2 separate regions of the Homo sapiens genome follow, and region 2 is linked to region 1. The links are chromatin loops, found by intact Hi-C in ENCODE. Cell type or tissue: psoas muscle. All regions are shown on one strand. Links, peaks and the distances in the headings refer to the core of each region. The heading gives the core; the rest is flanking DNA. Region 1 overlaps SLC35F3 (solute carrier family 35 member F3). Region 2 overlaps SLC35F3 (solute carrier family 35 member F3).

Region 1 (2,813 bases), core at 299-2,798:
GTAGTCCCAGCTACTCCGGAGGCTGAGGCAGGAGAATGGCGTGAACCCGGGAGGCGGAGCTTGCAGTGAGCTGAGATCGCACTACTGCACTCCAGCCTGGGAGACAGAGTGAGACTCCAACTCAAAAACAAAACAAAACAAAACAAAACAGATGTTCCCCTGGGAAGAATGTGCATCTCCTTCCTAGCAGGACAGCTGGGGGCTGTACATTCATCTTACTGGGCCATGGTGAGGAAAGCAGCCTCTAAGCCTGGACTTCCTGTGGAGCAGGTACTTGACCTCCTCCCGTAGTGGAGCTGTGGGCCCCATGGTCAACAAGATGTCCCTGACAGGCAGTATGTCCCTGTCCAGAGCATCACAGCCAGAAACTCCCAGAAATCCAGCAAAGTTTTCAGGCAGAGGCCAGTGCCCCTCTGGCTGCCCGTTGTGACACAATCCCAGAATGTTAGAGCCTGGGAGCCCACAGCCGGGAACGCTTTGTCCTTGTCATGTTGCTAACCATCTGCTGGGCTGAGGTGAGGACCCGGACCTCCTCATGATGACTCCTACACTGAAATCATTAATCTTATGTGTCAGCTTGACTGGGCTAAGGGATGCCCAGGCAGCTGGTGAGACACTCCTGGTGCGTCTGTGAGGGTGTTTCTGGAAAAGATGAGCATTTCAAACAGTAGGCTGAGTAAAGAAGATCTGCCCTTGCCAATGCGGGTGGGCATCCTCCAATCCACCGAAGGCTGGAATAGAAGAAAAGGGCAGAGGAAGGACAAATTTGCTCTCTTCTTGAGTGGAGACATCCATCTTCTTCTGGCATTAGCCACTGGGGGTCCTGATTCTCGGCTCTTTGGACTCTGACTGGGAGTCACACCATCAGTTCCCTTGGTTCTCAGGCCTTTATACTTGGTCTGAATTTCACCACCAGCTTTCCTAGCACTCTAGCTTCCAAACAACAGATCCTTGGCTTTCTCGGCCTCCATAACCATGTAAGCCAATTCCCATAATAAATCTCCTCTTCTATAGATCTCTCTCCAAGAGAGGATGGAGTGTGACTCCCCCAGCTCCCAATAGGCAGGGCTGGGGTCGTTTCGCTGTGTGTCTGCTCCTGCCTAGAGGGAGTCCCCACAGTGGCTTCCCTCTTCACGGTTAGGTTTCTGAGACCGCAAAGCCACTTTTCTATCCCAGAGGCCTCCCTGCCACTGCCCAGCCTCACTGTTCTGCTGGGCATAGCAAATGCAGTCTTGAACCCTCACCTCTGCATTTCCTGGCAGGCACTCAGCAGCAGAATCATAGATACTGTGCTCCATATGCCAAGAGGCATTAACAGCCACTGCTGTAAACAATGGTGACCTTCTGGCAAGCTGTCTTGTCCTGTCCAACTTGGAACGGCGGCCCGGAGAGGCACTCTGCTGCATGATGGCCAGAATAGCAATGACACTTACAGGATGGTCTGAGCACAGTCCTGCACCTCCACTTTATTAATTACAGAAAGGGAGAATGAAGGGCTCTAGAGGTTAATGGAGAAGTGCCTGCAAATGACTGGGCTGTATGGAGTGACATGCCACGTCAGCAGGGATCTGAAGGCCATCCAGTTGCACGGACCCCTGGGGGAGTACCCCGGCCATCACAGTTTCTCTGAGAAGCTCAGTGCCACGCATGTGGCAGGAAATCTCTAAGGAGCCTTCAGACAGCATCTGAAAGTCATATTCCAGCCCTAGGGTGCAGACAGGACCCTGGCATTGAGTCTGCACCATGGCTCAAGTGAAGCACAGCTTGCCACTTTAGAGGTTCTTGACTTCAGAGAACTGTGAGGTCCAGGGCAGGGACCTCAGGCCTGACCTGGCCTATCATTTGTTTTTGTACATACGAGTTCATCTGCATACAGACACACAAGTGTGCAGGAATTGTCACTGACTACTCTTGGGCTACAATGGCACGGCAAAGCTAAGTAGTTCTAACAGGGGCTATAGGCCCACAAAGAAAAAGATTCACAATCTCGCTTATTCCAGAAAGTGCGCCAACCTCAGGTCTAGGGGATAGAACATGGGCTGGGAGGCAAGACAGGTCCCTTAGGGAACCTGGAACCATTTAGCCTCAGCGCACCTCACCTCAGCTTTCTTATCTGTAGAATGGGATCAATGATATTTACCCTACCATGAGGTGGTGGGGATGAAATGATATGATTTCTCGGCACATGTGACCTATTCAGTATGAATCCTTCTCTCTCTGCTTGCTATGAAGTGGCGTTTGTGACGGCTGCTCTATCTGCTTCAAAAAGTGGTTATTATTTTACAGTAGATATGAAAGCACTCTGAAAAGTTAAAGATGCTCTGTTGTGGTAAGACTCTCCTACAAATATTATTCTTGAGATGAGAAATCTGGAGCTGCCAGCCAGGTTAAATCAAAATACAGTAGCTCCATTTTGATTGACTTGTCATGGGATAGCCTGAGGAGCCATGGATTTGGGGGGATCCAGTGCTCCTTTGTGGTGAGTCATGCACATCCCCACTGGGCACTCTGGGAGGTGGCCTGCTCTCCCAGCAGGGCTGCAGCCCATGTGAGCTGTGGGGCCTTAGGCATTTCCTTGGCTTCTCTGAGCCTCAGTTTCCCCACTTGAAAAACAGCAATGCCAATAGAAGTGTGGTGAAGACGTAATGAGACATGGTGACATAGAAAGGTGGCTCTAAAAATGTGAGCTCTTATTTTCATCCCAATTCTGGAATGAACAGCTGAGAGGGTGTGAGGGACTTGCACAAGGGGTCTGAGCCGGAAAGACAGGAGAATGAAAAGAAGGCAATGGTAGATAGTAATTTCTAACCTGG
Region 2 (2,813 bases), core at 152-2,651, 130 kb before region 1:
AGGTATCAGTCAATGCCTTGAGGGGTAACAGCACATGGAATTTAAATTGACTTCTGTTGAGTTCTTCTCTTCTGTGATCCTGAATCAATCTCAATCCATGGCTAGGTTGCCAGCCTTGAATTTCTAGCTTTTTGTCCTCCCAGCCTAATGAATGCTGTAAGTTCCATGCTGCTGGTTTCTGTTTGGCTTCTATGACACACAATGTGAACTGGAAAATTCTATAAGAAGGCAAAGCACCAGCAAATGTATGGCTGCCCTCCTCTGTGTCCCTTCACTCTGGATCCTGGTACTTTAAATCCTGGCTGTATTGGTTGCTCTCTGATGTCCCACAACAATTTTTAAAAGTATTTTCTCCAACTTTTATAATTTTTCTTAAAGGGAGGGTTAGTCTGATTTACTCTGTCAGCGAATTGCCTACCTTTATTTAAGCTGCTAAATTTTAGAGGCTCAAAGGAGGTTCTGAAATGACCCTGGGTAGGTGATCAGAGAAGAGTTATAATAGTGGCAAATTGATCATTCCTGGGCCCCAATCTAGAGATGCTGTTTCAGCAGGTCTGGAATGGGGCACAGAAATTTACGTATTTTAAAATATACTTAGGAGATTCTGATGCATATCCAGGTAGATCACGATCTCTGAAAATGTGTCCGAGGAACACTTGTGCCATTAACACCTAGGGCACTTGCTAACACTTCGTCTAAGCCACTATCATTTCTTACCTAGATTATTATTATCCTTCTTTCATACCTTTGTCTCTTTCTTTTAAACATAAATCAGACCATGTTATTTTCTTGCTCAAAAACTTTCATTGGCTTACCATCTTCTTTGGAGTAAAAAAGGTAAATATGGGGGAAGATCTGGACATGGTTCTTTTCCTCACCCCTTCAGATCTCTGACCAAACTTCAGAGACCTTCCCAGACACCCTCTATAAAACAGTAACTACACTACCTCAATCACTTTCAGCATACCTTAATCCTTCATTTCTTTTTCTTTATCACTCACACTGTCTTTCTCTGAGATGTCACATATTTACATTTCTCAAAAAAAACCTGTCTTTATTGAGGTATGATTGACCTAAAAAAGGCAGTGCATATTTAATGTATACAATTTAATGAGTTTGGAGTAAGTACACACCCATGAACTCCACAATTAATGCCACAAATATATCCATCACCTCCAAAGTTGCCTCAGCCCTCTTTTTTTGTGTGTGTGTTAAGAACACTTAACATAAGATTTACCCTGTTAGCACGTATTTAAGTATATGCCACAGTATGAGTAGCTATAGGCACTCTACTGTACAGAAGAGCTCTAGGACTTATTCATCTTGCATAACTGAAACTTTGCACTCTGACTAACTCTTCCCTGTTTTCTGCCCCCCTTATCCTTTGGCAACCACCATTATACTCCTTGCTTCTATGAGTTTAACTGTTTTTTTTTTTTTTTTTGAGACAGGGTATTGCTCTGTCACCCAGGCTGGAGTGCAGTGGCATGATCATGGCTCACTGCAGCCTCAATCTCCAGGGCTCAAGTAATCTTCCCACCTTGGCCTCCCAAAGTGCTAAGATTACAGGCGTGAGCCACTGTGCCCGGCCCAAGCTTAACTATTTTAACTATTCCCTTATATTAGTGAGATCATATAGTATTTGTCCCTTTGTGTCTGGCTTATTTCACTTAGCATAATGTCCTCTAAGTCCATCGATGTTGCCCAGATGGCAGGATTTCCTTCTTTTGTAAGGCTGAATAGTATTACATGTTGTATACATACCACACTTTATCCATTCATCCATCAATAAACATTGAAGCTGGCTATTGTGAATCGTGCTGTGGTAACATGGGAATGCAGACATTACCTCTTTAACATACTGATTTCAGTTCCTTTGTATATATACCCAGTAACGGGATTTCTGGATCATATGGTAGTTCTATTTTTAATTTTTTGAGGTATCTCCATACTGTTTTCCATGGTGGCTGTACCCATTTTCATTTCTACAACGGTGTACAAGGGTTCCCTTTTCTCCATATTATCACTAACACTTGTTGTCTTTTGCTTATGATGGCAGCCATTCTAACAGATGTGAGGTGGTATCTCACTGTAGTTTTGATTTGCATTTCACTAATGATTAGTGATGCTGAGCATCTTTTCATATACCTATTGGCCATTTGTATGTCTTCTTTGGAGAAATGTCTATTCAGGTCCTTTGACCACATGTTTTTTTTAATTGTCTGTGTTCAGCCACTGTAGGCAAATGTTTCATTAAAAGAAAATGTAAGTTCAAGGCATTTGCAGCCTACAAGAAATTTTAGTTTCTGAGATTTTCCCTTGAGGACTGGTCCAGCCTGAACGATAAGGTCTTGGAGAGGGAACGTGGAGAAGCACAGACTGCATATATGTCTCACTAACTAGGAGTTTTACAGCCTCCTCCACAGGAATCTGTTCTTTGGGGACCAGCTGGTTATTTTGCATGCTCAGTCAAATAGCAGAGGTATCTGAGAAGTGCCGAGAGTGTGCCTGTTCCCAAAGCATCGCTGGTCCACAGGGCCCCTGGCCAACTTGCTAGATTCACAGTGAAGTGATTCTGAGCTCTATGACAAAGGTGAAGATGGAAGTGGCAAAGACAGAGATGACTGACAGCCTCCATTTATGTCTGGATACTAAGATGGCAAGTGAAGCAGTCTGGCTACTTAGGAAGGACGGACCTTCTGAACCTCTGCACATTTCCTTCCAACCTGAAACAGCCTCTCCATATCAGAAACCACTCTTCCTATTCTAAAGAGTCCATTAAAATATTGCATGGAATAAATCTACTCTGAATA

The links. Hi-C counts contacts between places; a loop is a spot of excess contacts. Peaks named below come from ENCODE experiments on the same cell type or tissue, not always from the same donor. Only the 100,000 strongest peaks of a DNase experiment are listed, where the experiment ranks them.
Region 2: it touches region 1 in a loop (3-fold over the local background); 10 of 110 quality-filtered maps call a loop at or near these places.

Annotation. Positions count from the first base shown.
Region 1 is chr1:234,167,096-234,169,908 of GRCh38, reverse strand. The region is part of intron 2 of SLC35F3 (solute carrier family 35 member F3); the gene reads right to left. Among named protein-coding and RNA genes, the nearest start is that of SLC35F3-AS1, 100 kb to the left of the region's middle. In psoas muscle, for the core only: no CTCF peak of the experiment used is centred there; a DNase peak (open chromatin) is centred at 1,328.
Region 2 is chr1:234,296,375-234,299,187 of GRCh38, reverse strand. The region is part of intron 3 of SLC35F3 (solute carrier family 35 member F3); the gene reads right to left. Among named protein-coding and RNA genes, the nearest start is that of MIR4671, 8.7 kb to the left of the region's middle. In psoas muscle, for the core only: no CTCF peak of the experiment used is centred there; no DNase peak of the experiment used is centred there.